Linked DNA regions of Homo sapiens: region 1 is linked to region 2. Evidence: chromatin loops called from intact Hi-C (ENCODE). Cell type or tissue: prostate gland. All regions are shown on one strand. Each heading gives the region's core, and the rest is flanking DNA. Links, peaks and the distances in the headings are about the cores only. Region 1 overlaps LOC283038 (a long non-coding RNA gene). Region 2 overlaps CTBP2 (C-terminal binding protein 2).

Region 1 (5,375 bases), core at 88-5,087, 550 kb after region 2:
AGAAAGAAAGAAAGGAAAGAAAAAGAAGGAAAGCAAGCAAGGAAGCAAGTAGCCAAAGCCCTGGGAACCCATCGAGGAATGGCCCCGGAGGCAGAGTTACCCTCAGGTAAGAGCACAAGCTTTGGAGGTAGCCAGCCTGGTTTTGCACCCTAGTACTGCCGCTTATTAGACGTGCCATACTGGGCAAGTTATTTAACCTTTTCATGCATCAGCTTCTCATCTATAAACGATAGTGCCTATGTGGGAATGCAGTGGTGGTTGAAGAAAGGAGAAAAGGGCCCAGGACATCAGAAATGGGTAGGACTAGAGCTAGGGGAGCGGTACAGCTTGGAGGCTCTGGAAGTGAGTCCTGGAGTCAGGGCTTTGAGACATGAGAGGAGGCTATGGCAGAGGCACATGTTCTCTGTGCAAATCCAAGGAGCCCACCAGGAAGACCCCGAATTCCCATTACTGGCGTATCCACCGACTCTTGCATGTCCTGACCTCCTTGGAGGCTGCCTCTCGCTCTCATTTTCTTTTCTGCTCAGACACCTACAGCTGTGTTGGTAGCTGCCCTTCTAATGGCTTGGGGGTGGGGGAGCACAGCCAGGGGGCACGTAGCTGGGATGAGGGTGAAGAGGAGTGCTATGGAGAAGGGGTCTCAAGTACTAAATTGAAGCCGGGAAGGCTCAAAGGCAAATATGGATTCTCTACAGCTCTGATGGAAAGCCTTGCTCCAATCTGAATTCTGGTCTTCCAAGAAAAATCACAAGCAATGACAGGCTCTTTAATATGGGTTCCAGCCACAGGCCAGAGATCAAACGTCGCTGAACCAGTGTGAGGAAAAGAATGGCAGGCAGACGTCTTCTTTTTCCGCACACAGACTGTAATCAGCTCTCCACAAGGTCATCCCAGAACACCAAGGACAGTCCAGATACCTCCAGGCTCTCCTCAGTAATGGACGGAAGCAGTGGTGCAGATAATCTGCCCAAATGGCGGGTAATCCAAAAGCCATTTCTATCTGGCCTTGGGAGAAGCTTCTGTGCTCGTTCTGAGTGTGGGTGTGTGTGAGCCTCCCTGCCAGGTCCATGTGCACAGTGAGGCTGCTCTCAGGGAAGGTGTCCTCCTGCTGGCAGCAGGGGCCATGGGTACTGGCAGGGAGTTGGCGATGGAGAGGACAGTTCAGGAAGAAAAGGGTGCAGGTGGGCTCCATTTGGCCTCCTTCCTTGGTCCATTCTCATCTTCCTGGGCCCTGCGGATGCATGGCCTGGGCTGCTTTGCCCTCTGGCTTTCAAGCTGGTTTGAGCTATAAGAGATGGAGCAGAGAAAGGAGAGGAAGGCCAGCATCTTTCTTCCCTGCTTCCTTCAGGCTCTGGCATCCGGTGCAGTCTTGCTCGTCATCTCCGCTTCCCTCTGCTTCTTCCCAGGCTCCAGTTCTCCCTGGATTCCAGGAACACCATCTCCTTCCTCGTCCCTTCCATCCCAGGGAAGGTAAGAGAACTTACATTCGATAGAGAAAACACTGTTTTTTTAACCAAAGCTATGTGGGAGTGGGGACTGGGAGTGTATGTAGAAAGGCAGGGAGTTGATTATGCTTAAGTCCTTGTCTATCTAATTTACCGTGCCTAGAAGTAAAAAGATAATGTAAGAACAGACACATCAAAAAATAGCTGCCCAGAACTGAAAACAAGGACTTGAATAGATGTTTGTACACCTATGTTCATAGCAGCATCATTCACAGTAGCCACAGGCAGAAGAAAACTAAATGTCCATCGACAGATGAAGAGAAACAAAATGTTACATATAAAAACAATAGAATATTATTCAATCTTAAAAAGGAATGAAATTCTGTACAACGTGGATGAAACTCGAGGACATTATGCTAAGTGAAATAACCCAGTCTCAAAAGGACAAATATCATACGATTCCACTTACATGAGATACCTAAAATAGGCAAATTTATAGCGACAAAAAGTAGAGTAGTGGTTACCAGGCCCTGGGGACAAAGGGGAATGGTGAGTTATTGGTTAATGGGGACTGAGTTTCTGTTTATGAAGATGAAAGCATTCTGGAGATGGATAGTGGTGATGATTGCATGACATTGTAGATGTACTTAATGTTAGTGAATTGGACACTTAAAATAGTTAAAGTGGTTAAAAAATAGCTGTGTAAGAATACTATTTAAAGTTATGGTGGTGACTGTCAGGAGCAGGGGTGGAGAGGGGTTGTGAGTGCTTAGCACCAGGAAGTGATACTCGGGGGCTGGAGGAATACTGCAAGAGAATGCTACCTCTCACTGCAATCCTTTCAGTGCTATTTTACTTTAGAGGTACAGTTAACACTGATACAGTGCTTACGACCTGCCAGGCATGCTTTGCACACTTACATATGTGCTCATTTAATCCTCCTATCAATGCCATGATGCAGTAGCGCTACCTGTGAGGATCTGCATTTTGCAGAAAAGGAAACAGAGATACTCACGTGGTAAGGCCTCCATCTCAGGCAGCTGCCCAGAGGCCCTGCTCTTAATCATCCTACTTTGCTGCACATATATGACTGGGATGAAAGAAAAAAATTAATTTTAAAAATATGCTGCGGTGAATATCCTTGTATACATATTTTATGTGCTTGTGTGAGGATATCAGACTCCTAGAAGTGAAATAACCTCAAGTTTTACAACAGACAAAACATGGCATTCAATTCATCTTTTGGATATAAAAACTATTAGAACACTGATACTGACATTGTACTCATTTTATTATAGAATTGAAGCACAGAAGCAAACGACCTCTCTTTGTATTCATGATTTTCAACAGGTCTCCTGGTTCTTCTAGCCCCTCTAACTTCCTCTCATCTCTCCTGTAACAACAATGATCAGAATGATACCTGAGGAATAAACCATAAGAAAAATGAGCATTGAGAGGGTAAATCAAGCTTCCTTTAGAAAGAGAGGAAAATAATTTTGCAGTTGCGAAACATGTTGAAATATTATTTTTACAGTGAAAACAGTTACATCACAAGTTTAAATTACATTTCCATTTGAAATGGAGTCGATTTGCACCACCTACTGGAATATACAGCTCCATATAGTCAGAGGTTTAAAATTACAAAACCACTTTTAAGAATTCAGAGTTACATTTCTAGTTATCTTTAAGAGACCAGCTCCTTTGACATGTTGGAAATGCCAAACACTAATTTACTTCAGGGACTATTTTCTAAAACAAACTCTTTAGAAGCCAAATTTAATCATCTAGCTAAATTAACAAATTGTACAACTGCTTATAAAAATAAAATGATTAAGCCAAATACATCAACCAAACAGATACAAATGTAAATTAGAAGCAAAACTGAAATCAATATACATTATCAGTTGCTAAATCACTATTGAAAAACAGAATTCAAGCAGACAACTGGAAAACGACAGGAAACGTAAGGCAAACAGGATAATAAACAGAACATAACTCAACATTAATTTAAAAAGAACTCACCCAATGAAAATTTGATAGTGTTTACATCCAAAGTAATAATCTCTGTCATGGCTTAATTACAGCCTGAACATCAATATACGAAGTATTCATATTTAGGCTCTTTGGCATTTTAAAGGAAACCCCAACAAAAATTTTCATTTTTTTATGACAAACAACTCCAAGCAATAAATTTCTCAATATATAGTAGCAACATTTATTATATAATTGACAAGAATTCATGGAAAAAATTACATCTACAGTATCTGCTATTCTAGATCAAATTGCTTTAGAATAGAAGCCTAAATATATTACATTTTAATTTCTTGAAACCTATTACAGCATTTCACTTATTTTATGGGTATTTTGTCTGAAAATTGATTTTATTTTTATATGTCAACTAAATTAGATGTCAACTAAATTAACTGAAGCATAAAATATGCTGGCAAGATATCTTTACAAATACACGGCACAAAATGCTGTGCAAGTCACAAGAACCTGATTTAAAGTCACAGGCATACAAAGACCTGGGCAGAGTGACCAACTGATCCACAGTCCTCCTTGTGGTTGCAAGTGATTTGTGTATGACAAGCAGGTTTACAGTGACAAATGTCAGATGCAAGGTTGCTAGAAGGTTTGCCTGTCTCATTTTAGTTCACTGCTTGTGTGATTTCATTTCTAAAGTTCTCATCCACATTGGAAAGCTTGGACTGTTTCATTTCTACCAGGTAGGCAGGCAGGTACCTTTCCCCAGGTATCGCCTCCATGGCTTACCTCTCATGGGGATGGCTCCTACATATTTTAAATCTGCAGCCCCAATCTCTCCCTCTCTCCCCCGCCCTTTTTTTTGAGAGTGAGTCTCACTCTTTCGCCCAGGCTGGAGTGCAGTGGTGTAATCTCAGCTCACTGCAACCTCCACCTCCCGGGTTCAAGCGATTCTTCTGCCTCAGCCTCCCGAGTAGCTGGGATTACAGGTGCCCGCCACCATACCCAGCTAATTTTTGTATTTTATTAGAGATGAGGTTCCACCATGTTGGCCAGGCTGGTCTCGAACTCCTGATCTCAAGTGATCCGCCCACCTCGACCTCCCAAAGTGCTGGGATTACAGGCGTGAGCCACCATGCCCAGCCCCAACCTCTTTTCATAGCTTGGCAGTACCTGCTCGTGTCTACTTGCTGCCCTCTCAGATGTCCCAAAGGCATCTCAAAATGCACATGTCCCAAAGCCAGCTCATGAACTCCCCGGACTTCAGTCCTCATCCTCTCTCAGTGTCCCCAGCTCATCCATCCCATTTGATATGATTTGGCTCTGTGTCCCCACCCAAATCTCATCTAGAATTGTAATGCCTACCTATCAAAGGAGGGACCTGGCAGAAGGTGATTGGATCATGGGGGCAGTTTCCCTCATGCTGTTCTCGTGATAGTGAGTTCTCATGAGATCTGACGGTTTTTAAAGTGTGGCACCCCACCCCGTACTGCTGCCATGTGAGACATGCCTTGCTTCCCCTTTGCCTTCTGCCATGACTGTAAGTTTCCTGAGGCCTCCCTCACCATACAGAACTGTGAGTCAATTAAAACTCTTTTCTTTATAAATGACCCAGTCTCAGATAGTTATTTATAGCAGTGTGAAAACAGACTAATACATGGTTCATCCAACTAGATATGCCTGGTACCTACTTTGCTCCTCAGTCCTAACCCAATCCATACCCAAAGCCCTGGCCATCTGACTTTCTACATCCCCCTGAAGCCTGTCTGCCTCACTCCATCTCCTCCTCTCCGCTACTATTCCAAAGAATTATCAGGTCTAATGGAATCAACCTAAATGCCCACCAATGACAGATCGGATTTAAAAATCTGGTACATATTCACCGTGGAATACTATGCAGCCATAAAAATGGAATGGGCTCATGGCTTTTGTGGGAACACAGATGGA
Region 2 (5,375 bases), core at 240-5,239:
TGCTGAAGGTCTCAGTGGCCCTCGCTGTTTCCCACAGCAACTGCCACTGCGCTATTTGTACTACAAGGAAAACACCCAGATTCGAAGGTTATCCAAGAACCGTGGTCACCCCCAAACACTGCCCAGGAGACGAGATCCCAAGCCGGTCAAGTGGAAATGATGCCGCTGTTTACCGTTTGCTTGCAACTCAGCCACCATCGCGCAGTCAATCAACGAACCTCACCACTCACCACGACCCCAGGAGTCCCCATGAGTGCCCGGAGTCCGCGACCGCTGCGGGGTGGAGGCGGCTCTGGCCTGGTGCAACCAGGTCCCCGCCCCTGCTCTGAGCCTCGAGTGCGGGCTGGGGGCCAACCTGGTGTCCCGCGTGGTCTCGAGGCTCCTACCTTGCCGGGGCCTCGCGGACCGGAGAGGGGCCGGCGACCCTGCTGGCTTGAGGCGGCGTCTAGCTGGACCCCCGCCGCCCCGGGTCCGAGCGGCCCCGCCCAGCACAAAGGCCAGCGGGAGGAAGGAGGAAGTGGGCACGGAGCGGGGGGAGGGGGCAGGGCCCATTCTCACACCTCTCAACGACTTCCCCGCGGCGGGAAGCGGCTCCATTTACAAGTGTAAAGGCGAGGCGCGAGGTGGGGGGGCCCGGGGGTGTCAGATACCGCGGCCCGCGGAGGGGCCAGGGTGGGGCCGCCAAGTGCCCTGCGGGGGGAAGAGGGCACAGCTGGGGCGGGGCCGCGCCGCCAGGTGTTCTGGCCCGCGGGGGCGGGGCCTCCAGGTCCACCCGCCGGGAGGAGAGGGGCGAACCCCAGGGATGGAGGGGGCTTCACCTGGGGCTCGGGAGCCAGGAACCCCGGGACCCCGGGACCCCAGAAGCCCGGACGCCAGGAGGCCCGTCCTTGCAGCAGGGTGGGGCACCCCCGCGGTCCGGGAAATGCAGGAGACCCCGCCCCCTCCAGGTAGAGCGCGGCCAGGTGTGGCGGACTGGCGCTCCCCGCAACAGAAGGTCGCGCAGGACACCGGAAGTCGTCCTGGAGTCAGTCTGAGCGGATCGCAGGGGTTCCAGGCGCCCCAGGCCCCCCACACCGCGAGTCACAGGAACAAGGAGGAAAAACAGCCTCTTTATGACTTGGGGGAGGCAATTCAATATTTCTTCCTGGCATAAAATAGGAATTGCTCTATTTACCCAGCCCGCAGGAGCGTCGTGAAGATTAATGACTGTGAAATGTTTTTAAGATCAAAAACATTCCCAGATTTTACTTGTAGGCACTTATATGTGCATATTGGTATCTGTACAGCAAAATATACTCTTTATTGATTGCCCTCCTAGTGTGACTTCTATTCCGTAATCTGAAAGCCCCGAGATAAAGGAATCAGGTCTGTCTCTGCCTGCTCCTGAAACACTAGGAAATATGGGTAGGAAATGTCAGGTCAGCTGGGCATCTACGCTGAGCCTCTATCCAGTCCGCAGGGCAGATAGAGCAATCCAGAGTGCGGACCACAGCTGAACGTCTGGAGAAAGGGAAAAAACTTTAAGATTATTGGTCACCCCCCACTGGGAAGAAAACACAGTATCCTCCCCAGCTCATTAGGAGGTGCTCCCAAAGCCTGAGTCTCCATCAGGGTCTCGGGTGTTTGCAGAGCCTTGGCTGGCACTGGGAGCCAATGGTCAGCCAAGTTCTGCCTGTGCCAGGAGCCCACGCAGCCCATCTGGCCCGGCAGCTCCAACAGCAAGGCCTCCCTGTTCCGAGCAGAGTAAGGCCACATGACCGCACAGAGGACAATGTTGGGCTTCCCAGGGGTGTCTCCACTCCAGGCTGAACATTCTCAGTTCCCTCAACCGTTCCTGGGACATGGCTTTAAGAGCTCTCTCGGGCCCTGCCCGCTGCTGGCGCTGGCTGTACTCCAGGTGGGCAGGCCTGGGAGCTGGCTGCAGCAACACCAAGTGGGGTGTCCAGGATCCAGATGGATTTGCAAGCACTGCCCCCACCCGTTCCCTTGGTCTCCCTGGACCTGAACAAGCAGCGGATAAGCCGACTGTGTTTGCACTTCTAGACTGCACGAAAGACCATCCATCAGCAAAATAATAAACTCACAGCTAGAGCTCATTTAAAAGGAAAGGTGCACAAACTCCTGGCCTTTCACCCCCTCCAGCAGAGAAACCTCGAATGCTCTGTTTTCCCCTCCAAACTCTTCTCCTCTCATTTCCCCTCTCCACCCTCCCGCTGCCACACACACACCTGCGGCAGGTACAATACTATCACTTCCAGGTTAGATTCTGGCCACTTACACCATAAAATGATTCTTTGCTAGCCTCATTTTATAGATGAGATTTTTAAATTCCATCTTGGAAAAAGAAAAGCCCCATTAGGCCAGAGGAGTTGATCTCCCTCCACGGTCTAGGTCTTCGGTTCCTTCCAGAGAAACTTCCTCAGGTTCCATGACTCCATAATAAAGTTTTTGTTTGTCCTGGGACGGGACAGATTGCTGGAGGCCAGATTTCAGGCATGGCTGGAGCACAGCCACGATAAGCTGGACTTTACAAGCCCTGAGCTTGCTTGTGCTGCAGGAAGACCTACACACACTGTCTCTGTGACACATCCTTTAACGTGGCCCTTCCAGGCTTCTGCCACAACGTGGGCTGGAATGAGACACAGAAATATTGCCACTATTTCCAGACAATCTTTAAGGCAGCTGACAGTTTCTTTTAGTCATAATTAAGGATTTGTTTTAATGCAAGAAGCACATTTCTGCTGATCAGAGGAGAGCTTTGGAGGAAGCACAAATCAGCAATACAATGGAAGGTAAGTATTTTTGTATTTTATAAATGAGAAGGATTTTTAGAACCCCACGGATGAAAAGCCCAGCCCTCCCTCTCCCCCCTCACCCCTGCCTCCAGGGCTTTTCTGGACTCACAGAAGGCAACAAAACCAAAGGCAAGGCTGGCCACCACCAGGATCAGGGGCAGACAACAGCAGCTATTCAGGGTTCCCATCCTTTAAACACCAACCGATCTTTGGGAAAAACGAAGTCTCTATTATTACCTAGGACAAAAGTCACAATTCTCTATAGAAACAAAATCATCACTTGTCCCATTCATAAGATCCCAACCATTTCATCACAATTTTTGTGAATATTAAGCCAACTCTAGGCAACCATCTGTTAAATTTAGTTAGGTAAACAGCTAAAGCAGATCACTTTCTAAAACATTCACTGAGGGAGGGACTAGGCATATACACATGCAAACTACAACTGGTTCTCACCGAGTGTCGTTGCTAAAAAAACTGAACAGGCTTCAGACACCAACAATGGTTAATGATCTACATATTATCTACATATTCCACTTAAGGTGAGGGTTAGAAAGTGAGGGGCCAGGAATGCACCTCCCTTAAGCTACAGAGTTGGTTCCACTTTGGGACCTCGGCTCCCACGTGGAAGGAGAAGGGCTTTGTGAATGGGGGAGGAGCTTTTTCCGAAATGGCAGCAGCTACGCAAAACATGAACATCCAGCAAAAACTTATTTTAGCTGCATTCTCCCTAATGCTACCAACAGATTAAAAACTACTTTAAAGTCAGGAGAGGAGTAAAAATAAACACAACTTCCTCCTGTGACTTAAGATGCCTCCTTTCTGAAGTTGAATATCATTTCCTAAAATCACATTTCGAGGGGGTAGAAAAGGTCTGTTTACTTTCCTTGAGGAACTCTTACTATCTGCCGTTAAAATCGTTCCTCAAAAAAGCAGATTACTGAGAAGAGAAAGCACACGACGTTCCTTAGCAGTCCAGAAAAGACCACCTTCTAAGAAAAACTCTGGAAAGGGGGCAGGCCAAATCTCCATGCCCGGCAAAGACGGATGAATGTGCCCCTGGTTCCCATCCCGTCCACAGCTCCTGAAGTTTCTGTGTTCTCCAGCAGTCAGAAGAATGAAGGCGAAACTAGCCCTTGGCTCCCATGGTCAACATTCCACACAAACAATGGCCTGGCTCTCTCCCTATTGTACATTCTGTATTCATTTGTGAATCCCCCCTTTTTTTTTTTACACAATGTGCAAAGCCCTTCTTTTCACAGGCGAAGTTCTGAATGCCCAAGTGCAGCCATAATTTAGGCTTTAAACATTAATAATGATAGCTAAAAGCAAACTCCAGATTATGCCCAAACATTAATTTGTGAATATCATTAGAGTCACACTGATGGCTTTTGGATACTCTCCATTAAATCATGATCAAAAGGGCCACTGAACACCTTTAAAATGGTTCTTAAGTTTTTAGCAATTATTAAATATAATTTTCCAAACCCCAAGATAGGATTAAAAAAAAAAAAACTCTTTCATAAGTCTTTGATACATATTCCATCAAACACAGACTTGAATGAAAATTAACTTCAAAAGATGAGGTGGGGAGGAGAAGCCTTGCATTTTCCCTTCTTTCCAGGAGTGCTGTAACTTTAACTTGCAGCAGCGTAAATTAAGACATGCTTACCAGCTGTAAGGGAGAAAACTGATATCTGCCAGGCCGCACAGTCTCTAAAAGTGTATCCATTCCAGCATTTCATGTGCCCACTAAAAGTTTTCAGCAGGGTAAGTTCACACAAGCATTCCTCCCCTAGCAATTCATAGAAAGATTGCTGGGGAAAAGACACCCCGAGATTTCACCACATGGGTCACTTCCATTAAGTACAAATACTTCTTTTTCCAGGGACAGACACACTGCCCTCCCATTTTTTAGTTACTACAAAAATATGTTCCACCCTGTGTAACAGACCTACCATCCCAAAGTGGAAATATTACCTGAGCTGTGCCCTGCCCAACTGATAAATTTCCCTTCCCAACCATGTGCTGTATGAATATATATTTGTGGCCTGATTCAGGGCCACAGGACACTAGGGCTGCTGCTTTTCCCTGATAGATTAACAGAGGGACCCAGGCTGCATGCACATACATTATGATGACAGCCCCTCTCTATGGAAATGACAGTGGTAAAAAAATGACAACTGGGGCTGCCATTCTACCATTGCTGTAAACTCTTTAAATTTTTTCCATTTAGGGAAAGCGTTAAGTGCAAAGGGTATAACTTTGCTTTCAAAAATGATTCATGATGTTAGTGAACTGTTGGCAAATGGCATTCTGGTGCTAGATCTCAGCAGGGCTACTCCCTCACTCAGAGGTGTCCTTTTCGGTTTTTTTTCAATCCGTGAATCTCAAGGATTTCAAATAGTGTGAGCTGTTTGTATTTTAACAGCAATGGTAACAATAAAAATATCATTTTAAAATCCAGTGCACTGCTTGTTCAGTACATACTATATATATTCATCATTTCTTTGCCTTGTAGCTGGCTACTCAGAAACTAAAAAGTTGTAGGTTGATTTTCTGGTTTTGTTGTTTGTTGTT

The links. Peaks named below come from ENCODE experiments on the same cell type or tissue, not always from the same donor. Only the 100,000 strongest peaks of a DNase experiment are listed, where the experiment ranks them.
Region 1: a loop joins it to region 2, with 4 times the contacts of the local background. A loop is called at or near these places in 18 of 110 quality-filtered maps.

What each region holds. Positions count from the first base shown.
Region 1 is chr10:125,697,718-125,703,092 of GRCh38, forward strand. LOC283038 (a long non-coding RNA gene) reads left to right here. Exons shown (of 5, transcript NR_033848.1): 3 at 1,407-1,470. Among named protein-coding and RNA genes, the nearest start is that of TEX36, 17 kb to the left of the region's middle. In prostate gland, for the core only: a CTCF peak has its summit at 3,009 (motif pointing left); no DNase peak of the experiment used is centred there.
Region 2 is chr10:125,151,388-125,156,762 of GRCh38, forward strand. The region is part of intron 1 of CTBP2 (C-terminal binding protein 2); the gene reads right to left. Among named protein-coding and RNA genes, the nearest start is that of CTBP2, 6.5 kb to the right of the region's middle. RefSeq lists an enhancer at 92-1,053. In prostate gland, for the core only: no CTCF peak of the experiment used is centred there; DNase peaks (open chromatin) are centred at 930, 1,877 and 2,508; H3K4me3 peaks cover 2,224 bases; H3K27ac peaks cover 5,000 bases.